Linked DNA regions of Homo sapiens: region 1 is linked to region 2. A link is a loop called in an ENCODE intact Hi-C map of the cell type or tissue named here. Cell type or tissue: psoas muscle. All regions are shown on one strand.

Evidence for each region. Peaks named below come from ENCODE experiments on the same cell type or tissue, not always from the same donor. Only the 100,000 strongest peaks of a DNase experiment are listed, where the experiment ranks them.
Region 1: a loop joins it to region 2, with 2.4 times the contacts of the local background. A loop is called at or near these places in 2 of 110 quality-filtered maps.

The regions. Positions count from the first base shown.
Region 1 is chr18:27,002,150-27,007,149 of GRCh38, reverse strand. All of the region lies in intron 4 of CHST9 (carbohydrate sulfotransferase 9), which reads left to right. Among named protein-coding and RNA genes, the nearest start is that of AQP4, 140 kb to the right of the region's middle. In psoas muscle, CTCF peaks have their summits at 1,360 and 2,489 (motif pointing right); no DNase peak of the experiment used is centred here.
Region 2 is chr18:26,860,365-26,865,364 of GRCh38, reverse strand. It overlaps AQP4 (aquaporin 4), which reads left to right. Exons shown (of 5, transcript NM_001650.7): 2 at 2,769-3,183; 3 at 4,070-4,234; 4 at 4,513-4,593. It overlaps AQP4-AS1 (AQP4 antisense RNA 1), which reads right to left and starts at 57. Exons shown (of 8, transcript NR_026908.1): 1 at 5-57. RefSeq lists an enhancer at 1,909-2,409. In psoas muscle, no CTCF peak of the experiment used is centred here; a DNase peak (open chromatin) is centred at 2,074; H3K4me3 peaks cover 2,275 bases; H3K27ac peaks cover 2,329 bases.

The DNA.
Region 1 (5,000 bases), 140 kb before region 2:
AGCATTGTCAACTATTCATATTTTAGTGAATCCACACTTCAGTGGGTTTCTCCACCATGGAGACTTTGATACCAGAGTGGGGATTGCGCCTGTTGAATGTGGAATTTTAGGAGCTTGAAGTAAGCTCCACGGAATGCCCACACACGCATATACACGCACACACACATGCACGTACACATGCTCACATACACACAAGGGGGACTGGAATACGGAAAGCATAATATGTGCTCTCTCCTGCTTTCATGCTGTGTTTGATATTGCCATGACAGGATCACCATCTCTGCCCATTCACCAGTGTCTAGTTTACCTGCACCAAGGCTGTTCAAATGACCCGGCTTTGCTGGCTTTGACTCAATCTATCTCAGGGAGATTGGACTTTTCTCTGCAGTTTTTATGTGACAGGTTGAACCGAAATAACATCTAAAAATTGCAGCAATCCCAGAAAGACTGAGAAGCAATCACATAAATCATTTGAATCTGGAATGGTGGAGGAGGCAAGCAAATGTAGTACAAAAAGAGCTGCAACTGCAGACGGGAAATGGGCTTTAGAAACAAACGATTGTTCCAGCTATCTAGGACACTATGAGGATAAACAACTAATGATCTCTGACATCTCAACCACACTTGAAATCAAGTGAATGGAAATTAAATAATTAAACAGGCCAAACAGCATTATAATAAAAATTTATATGGCAGGGAAAACTATTATAGATTCAGTTCATGACCCACACATTGCTGGAGGTTTTCAGAACAATCAAAGTACTTATTTGTATCAAGTTCATTGGAATTGGTGGACTTCTTTCTATGAATATAGCATACCCTCTCCACACCCAGTGTATAAATTTTAGAGAGCTCTGAAAATAGATTCATCATTGGGCACTTGATGCTGACCAAATAAATAAATAAATAAAATTAATAAAGCCTAGAGCAGTGGACCTCCTCTCTTAGGGCACAGACTGAGATCTATTTTTCTGATTACATCAGAGAGAAAATTCCAGTGGCATACCGATCGTTTTAACTTCATGCTAATCAGTTTTCCTTTTAACTAGCTCTGTAAAAAGGTGATGGAAGTAAGACTATGGTGGTACAGGGAGTGCAAGTGAGAAAAAACACAAATATTTGAAGCTAAAAATTCTGAATAAAGAATTAGAAGTGAGTCTCCTTATGCAGCTATGGGAATATAAATATAATAGACCTAGATTCTCATTCAAAATCAGTTACTAGCCCAGTAGTACCTAACTTTGTTTCCATCCCAGAAGTGGCTAAGAAATTCAACATGCTTACATCAATATTAGTGGCTCAGGGACTGCAAGGGCAGAACTGTTCAAATCTTAAGCTTCTCCTGCCCCTAGTGGAAGAAGAAGGTTCGTAGCTAGGAAGAGCTTCCCCCTCACCTCCAGCAGATGTTGATGCCTCCCCTGGAGACTTGCCCCTTCCCCCATGGAAACCAATTGATATAACCCCTCTGTGCCTCAGTTTCCTCATCAATAAAATGAGGAAAATATATTCCAGGATCTTTTAATGTGTAAAACAATATACAAAGAGAAGTTATAATATCTCCTATTTGCATGTTTAAATTCATAGACAATTTGCTAAATATGGTACACCAGAACTGGATTTGTTGAATGTTCTAGTTAAGCTCTTGAGTACTCAGGATCTAAAGAGAATCTAAAAATAGCATCGATTTGAAGTAAATATCATCCCCACTCTATTTAAAGGTCATTGTGACTCTGCTTCAAAGTATTAAGATCGGTTCCACCAAATTTTAAAGAGAGAAGAAAAGACCCAAGGTTGGCCTCTATAAATTATTGGGCTGAGCATTTTAATAACTATCATTTATTAAGTCCTAAATATATGCAGAGATGCTGCTAAAAGCTTGACATGTAATATCTCATTTAATCCCTACAATAATCTTTTTATTATTAGTAGTAGTATTCCCATTTTACAGACATAAAACTGAGGCTCAAAGAAATTACATAATATGCCCATATCACACGAGTCGCTAAATCAGTATTTAAGCCTTAACATTTATTCTTGCAGTGTCTATGTTTCATGCTAGAATTATAGGAATATCAGAAGTGATCAGGAGAAATCATAACTGGAAAAGTATAGCCTGTCATTCTTCATGTCTGTGCTGCTATTTTGTTGTTTCACAAACTGAATTAAAAGAAACGATGTCAGGAATCTGAGTCTTCATATAACTTAACAGAGGAGAAGGGAATGTGACTACTCACAGTCCAAATAGTTTATTTTGTTAATAGTGTAATTTGGAGAGGCCTGATTTTATTCTAAGGGACTGTGAATTTTTCCAATTATAAATTAATTCATAAAGAAAAACAGTAATTTATTATGGTGTCCTAGACCTGCTCAAGAAACCCTCCTTTCTGCCTAATTAAAATAAATTGATCGAAAGTTGGATTGTTTGTCCCTACGACAGCCACATTTGTACTACGAAAAGGGAAACCGTTAGAACAAAATTACTGTGAAAGAGATTTTGAAATTGGACCTTGTCACTAGGGGGCACTTAGGGATATAAAATCAGCATTGCCAAAAGTACTTTCTGAAATAAAACAATTAGTAGCATATGTCTTTCCAAGAGAGGGAAAAAATACATTTATCGACATAAGGATTCAGCACCTCTCTTGATGGATTATTGTTAGGTGCCAAATGGGTTAGAGAAAAAGGACCATTAAAAGTGGGCACAATTTTGAAGTGAGAAATCTTATCTTTTCTCTGCCTCTGCCTTTTACCACTGGAAGCACAAATGTGTTGTTAAGGAAAGAAATATAATAATAAAAAAAAAAAAGACAGAAAAGAAAAGCCTAGCAAAACGCCCCCGCCCTGCTTGATTCTTTTCATTGCTTTCTTGTGGCCTCTTTCTCTCTGGCCTTTTCCCTCCTTAATCCTCGCCTGAGGAAATTCTCCTTCCCTCTGTTGCTCGCAGTAATTTGCTCTTCCTTTTTACAAGCCTATCTTTCATTCTGTTCTTCCTCCCATTATGCCTGGTTGTGTTCTTCCACTTTACTGTTCTTCTCTGCTTTCATTAGGTGTGAGACTGAGTTCTGGTTTTGGTTTTTATCTCTGTTTTGTGAGTACTTTTTTTTTTTCCAGACACTCATATTCCTATTTCCATAAGAAATCAATAAAATGTGTTTCCAGGCTCTGTTTTACCTAAACGTGATGGTAATAGATAACATGTTATCTGAGGCTAGAGGAGAATAGTTTCTCACACTGATCAAGTAAATGGGGAGAAAAATTGGAGCAAATAACACATTCTTACATTACAGTCTTTTATAGGAAACAATCAAGCAGAAAAACATATTTCATGGTGTATATACAAGACTAAGCCCGTAGATTGAAAAGTGAAAAGTATAGCAAAAAAACTCCCAAAAGCTTGTTTTTGTCCATGTGATACCCAAAAACCAATTTAATTCATTTTCTTTTCCAAATCCACCATTTCTTTTGGCTGTCATGTGCAGGTGTTGTAAAGTACAAAAAAATCACCAAGTGCTATATGTGAGGAATATCAGATGTCTCAGCAACACCTTATAGGAGAAATGGAAGACCTTCAATTGCCCTACTCCTTAGTGTGAGGGGGAAAAAATCTTTCTATATTATACACCCTATCTGCGGAAATTACCCTGCAGTTATAATTAAGAAAATAATTGCAAGTACAATTTACCAGGTCCATGCCCATTATTTCATCCTGTAAATTGAAACAAAGAAAACTTCGCTGCACTTCACCCAGCGACCTAGTTTGTGAGCTTTGGGCTAACCTCCCATGAGTGGTAGATCTAGGTCTTCTTGAATAATGAAATGGTGGTCTGGGACTGGGAATCATGAATATGATTCCTTGTTCCCCTGACTCGCCATGTGGTCATGGGAAAGTCTACACATCATCAGTTTTTCTGGTAGGAAAATGATTAGGATAATTATTATGCAGATTACTCTAGAGCTTTGATTTCAATAAGCCACTCTTAGCACCTCACTCTGCCCTCAACCTTTAAATAAACTTTTCATTCACGCAAACAACAAATGTTATTTCCAATGCCAGTTTTCACACAATTATTATTTTAAAATTATTTTCAGGATACTGTTAACTTTTTTAAATTTATGTAGCGCTAGGTCAAATTATAAGATTTCTATCTAGTTAGCCAACCCATGTGGTTGAGTTACAATGTACAGATAAATTAATTTTAATTTCAGTTTTTTAACTTAGTAAAAGATTTTCATCTTTTCACATTTCTGCCATTAACATTTCCTCCCACTTGAAACTACTCTGCTGACCTAACTTCACAATTTATGTGTTTATTCACACAGTCATTACTTTAACATTGCATAATTTCTTAACATTTTTCCTAGGAAGATAGAATATTTGCTTTTCTGTGAACTGTAATCCACAGATGCTCCTCATCTTATTATAGGGTTACATTTCATTAAACTCATCATAAATTGAGGACATCATAAATTGAAAATGCATTTAATACACCTAACCTACCTAACATCATAGCTTAGCCTAGCCTACAAAACACTTACATTAGCCTACAGTTAGGCAAAATCATCTAACACAAAGCCTATTTCACAATTACGTGTTGAATATCTCATGTAATTTTTTGAATAATTTACTGAAGTGAAAAACAGAATGGTTACATGAGTACTCAAAAGTACAATTTCTGCTGAATGGATATAGCTTTTGCACCACTGTAAAACTGAAAAATCATAAGCTGATCCATCATAAGTCAAGGACATAGGTCTGTATTGCATTTCTATATTGCATTTACTTCCTGGTTTCTAGGAATATCAAGATGATCCATGTTGGCAAAGAGCTCAGTTTTTGTTGCAGGAGGCTACATAATGCAATAAAGGAAATAGCAAGGCTATTGTAGCCTTCCAAGTGAGCAATGAATTAAAAAAAAAAAAATTAAGGATGGTGCAGGCCTCCAGGTAGGATTCTGCAGTTTGTGCACTGCAGGGTGAATGGGGGCTGAAAGCTCACTTAC
Region 2 (5,000 bases):
TCACCCAGACGCTCAGCTGTCCTGGAGTGGATGAAGCTGAGTGTTCAGCTAGAAAGTAATGTGTCCGATTCAGTACATCAACAAACCCGCTTTGTTCTGGGGCAAAAGAAGCAAATCTAATTGTGTTGATCATTTCCAGTGACTGTGAACATATAAGGGAACACTGACAATAAAAGCAGGGTGCTATGGGTGACGCTAGGGTGAGCCCTCATAAGGCCAGAGATATGTATATGCTGCCAGCAAACTTCACGGTTCACAGCCAAGTGAGGCTGGTCCATCTGCCTTGGAAGAAGATCAGATTTTTGTGGATTTAAAAAAAAAAAAAAGCTAAAAACATTCTTAAAGAGCATGTTTATGTTTTGTGTTGGTGTTTTGCACTGTTTTAAATTTCTCTGGTTGATGAATATTTGAAGCTGAAAGAGCAACTACCTCTGGAGAGGTAAACAGGTGCATGACAGGCCAAGCAGGGAGAGAACTCCGGAAATGGCAGAAGTGAGAGGTGAAGGGGGTGAGCAGCGGGGCTGGCCTTTTCTGGGTCCCACCTCTTCTGGTGTCTCCTGCGGGGCTGAAAAGGACGTTTCCTGCCCACCTAGCTTCCTTAGCCTACTGTTTTGTCCTCCTCCTTCTCCCCTAACCCTGACCACAAACGACAGCACCTATGATCGCATTTTGCCCCCTTTGCCATCCCGGCTACAGCCCTGGGCTGCCGGTGAGTTCAGAAGTGACTCTCCTAACTTCTTCAATATGTGACTTTTCTGAGTTTACCGTCTTTGGGAATATTTTTAGTGTCTCCTCCAGGGTGCCCTCCCTGCCCCATTGCAACCATCGTTTTTGTCTCTTTACATTCTTTTCCTCTAGAGAGTATGATGTCGTTGTCATCCCACCTGGGGTTTTTCATACTTCTGAGATTCGCTTCACTGGGGCAGGGGATGCGTGGGATGTGGCTGGCCACCCCCCTGTGGAGCCAGCTCTTCCTTTATCCTGCCACCCGGGCCTGGGCAAGAAAGGGTTTTTCTCTCTCCACCTCTAAAGCAAAGCCCCATAGCAAACTAAGGGCTAGGCTGAGCTGGAAATTCCCCTCACCCTTTTTGGCACTGCATTTCCTCACTACCCACGCAGAAAGCAGGTTCCCGGGAACATTCAGTGACATGGGGAAATGAGGGCCCCGCAATTTGTCAAAGGGAAAGCCACAATAATACTAATCTCTTAAAGTACTTGGCTTTCTTGCCTAACCCCTTACGTGGTCCTCTGCAATTAGATTCTCTGGTAAATACTCTCCATACTTCTTGGCTCTCATGACTATCACAGGCAAAGGACAAGGGCAAAAGTCTTAGATGATAGGGTAACTGGGGTAATTGCCCCCCCCCCCCAAAAGGGGAATCCTAGCCATTTCCTGCCAGAATGAGCAGTTGGCATCAATATCGTCAAACCACCCCTTCTCTGCTCCAAAGATCTAATGACAGCAAGAGGGATATAGACGGGAGGAGAAGGCGTCCTCCCTCTCCCAGACTCCCTGCCCACCACCCTCCCCAGAGAAGCTCCACAAGGTGAGACACACTGTCCTATAGGCCCATGTAACAGAAAGCCATCAAAAAGACCGTAGAGAAAAGCCGTTTTCCATAGAGCCTTCTGCTCAGGGGCCCACAGTTTCCCTAACCACACCCGCTTTTCCTGACTTCCCGAGCTCTGCACCATGAAGGCAGGAAAGGTACCGGGGCATTGCTGGCACACCCCAGCCTCCAGGCTCCCTTTGGCAGGTTTATCTGCATTGTACGGTCAGGGTCAAGGGGTGAGAGAGGGTCGGGCACGAGGAGAGGCTGTCCTTCCTCCCCTAAAAGCATCCCCCACTCCCATCTCTCCCCACCTCCAGCGGCCAGGATGCACCGGGCCGGCGGGCAGGCGGGCGAGCTCGCGGGGCCGCTTCTGCGTGTGCACCTGGCCGCCGCCCGGGAGCCTGCCACGGGCCGGGAATGGCCGCTGCTCCGCCCTCTGAGAGGTGCTCCAGGCTCCCTGGGGACGGAGGTTTACACGTCCCCGTGCCGCGCTCCCAGATCTGGGCGGTGCGCGTGTCCCTTGGGCAGGCTCAGCTCCCGGACTCCTCCCGCTGGCAGCCTGCTCGTTCCTGGCGCAAAGGAGAGGGAGGGAGTGTCGCTGTCCCAGCTGAGGCCCTGCCTGTTCCCATCGCCCTTGCTAGTCACCAGAAGCTCCTCTCCCCTCAATGAGTTCACTTTCTCAAAAGACAGCCTTCAGCACCCTGGTTTCCTAGAAGGCTTCCCCCTAATCCAGAGTCTGGGGGGAGGGGGAGATTTTCAGAATGCCATTTCAAAGCAATCAAATGCAAAGCTAGAAAAGACGACCCCCCCCCCCCACGCACACCTTGTTTTAATGCTTTATGTTCGAAATGTAAGTAGCATATAAAATGTACTCGAAACTTAAAAACTTGCTCTAAGGGAATTAAGTACAAGGTAAATATATTTTATTCTTAATATTTTAAGGAATTTGATTTAGACATTTTTCCTTTCTAGGGACAGTTTGGATAATTTTCCGTGAAACTGGATGATCTTTGAATATTAAATGAAAGGAGACTAGAATAACAGTCTCTTGACTATTCATGAAGGAGCTTTAGCAGAAGCATTCTTTCTTGGTGTGCAAATCACGCCTGGCAGCCCCTGCCCACAGTACCCGAAGATGGCAGGCCTTGTTCCCTTCACCTAAATTCATAAACCTGGGTGTAGTGGCTTCTGATGCTGATTTGTTTCTCTTTTCAGTAAGTGTGGACCTTTGTGTACCAGAGAGAACATCATGGTGGCTTTCAAAGGGGTCTGGACTCAAGCTTTCTGGAAAGCAGTCACAGCGGAATTTCTGGCCATGCTTATTTTTGTTCTCCTCAGCCTGGGATCCACCATCAACTGGGGTGGAACAGAAAAGCCTTTACCGGTCGACATGGTTCTCATCTCCCTTTGCTTTGGACTCAGCATTGCAACCATGGTGCAGTGCTTTGGCCATATCAGCGGTGGCCACATCAACCCTGCAGTGACTGTGGCCATGGTGTGCACCAGGAAGATCAGCATCGCCAAGTCTGTCTTCTACATCGCAGCCCAGTGCCTGGGGGCCATCATTGGAGCAGGAATCCTCTATCTGGTCACACCTCCCAGTGTGGTGGGAGGCCTGGGAGTCACCATGGTAGCATCTTTAGCTATTTTCAAACTAGGACTCCAAGCTTCTTGCAAACTCTTTGCTAAATAATGCCTTGGTGGCATGAGGCACATCCCTAAAATAGCTAATTTACTCCTAGGGAATTTTTGATGATTCTTAATAGTGTGAAAACTGATTCTGGCAGTATTTAGGTATATCTGTAAGAAATCATTGTTTGCTCTTGAGTGCCTTAAAAATAACAAAATCTAGGTGGCCCGAAAATTGTGTTGGTTTTTTCCTCCCCTTCTCCCATTCCAATTACTATATTGACTTTATATTTAGCTTAATGCATTTTCCTTACAGTTATTTGTTCACTAGCAGAAAAAAACTATTTTCTTGTCATGTTCATAAGATGTACAATGATCTACATAAAGGGTTATGCTTAAAAAAATAGACATCCGATCCTAGTTTTGTTCTTAGCTGATTAGGAGTATCAATTGTTAACTCAGCACCAGGGCTGATTAAAAAAAAACACACATGGCTTAAATTTTAATTGAAATATATATTAATTAATTTAAACCTAATTAATGGATTTAATCATTGCCTTATAAAATCACAAGGCTCTCAAGAAATTCTTTTACGAGTTAAGTGCTGCAGTGGCACATTTTGCTTCCTTTGTAGAAAAGGACATTCAGCACAAACTCCTGTTTGGTCGTTGTAAGAGTAATCACAGTCATCTGTGATGACCCAAAATGAATATAAATTTATTCCTTCTTTTTGGGGGGTGAGAGAAGGAAATTCTCAGTTGAAGGTGGGGTAGAAGACTTACCTTTACTTTTTACACAGATAAAATGTGCCTTTCACAATGATATTAATACATTGTCATCGAAAATACTCTTGCTTCAATTCTGATGGAATATTTTTCTTTCTCTAGGTTCATGGAAATCTTACCGCTGGTCATGGTCTCCTGGTTGAGTTGATAATCACATTTCAATTGGTGTTTACTATCTTTGCCAGCTGTGATTCCAAACGGACTGATGTCACTGGCTCAATAGCTTTAGCAATTGGATTTTCTGTTGCAATTGGACATTTATTTGCAGTAAGTTTCCAAGTCCATTTAAATAATCAATCCCACCTCATTTATCCTCACTCTAGCTGGCCTGAAGATGTTGTGTTTTACAGCAGTAGCTCTTTAGTATCCAGCCATGACTGTCCATTTTAGGTTATAATTTTTCCAACTGCTCAATGAGAATGTTGATATAGCTGCTAATATCTTGAGGTTCCTCTAAGTGACAAATGACAGCAAATTGCAATGAATGATACTTGCTAGTAGCCCTGTTTCAGCAATGTCTGAAGTTGTTTTCTTGTTTCCTATAGATCAATTATACTGGTGCCAGCATGAATCCCGCCCGATCCTTTGGACCTGCAGTTATCATGGGAAATTGGGAAAACCATTGGGTAACCCTCATATTGATAGTTCCCATCTTCCTACAGTTGAGGACAATTACCTGTGGGGCTCTTTTATTTTTCATTATTTTGCCTACTACTTTCTCTTGCATTTCTCCAACCTTGACCCTCACTTTATTACATCTTTCATAAAGACTAGGGAAAGAATAGCACAGATCTGCTGTAAAAAGATAAGAGATGTAAAACATCTCTAACTGAAGGTTCTAGGCCTCCAATAATAGTCTTTTCCTTTTTTGAAGCACTATTTTAGACACTGTATCTAACAGATTGCAGCAGAATACACTGTATATAGAGGTTGCCTATGTGGAACAAGTTAAAGTCAGCATGGTGTAGTGAATATGGTGTTTAAATAATTGAAAGTAAAGTCTTCCCAGCTATAATGGAAAAAAATTGCAAAA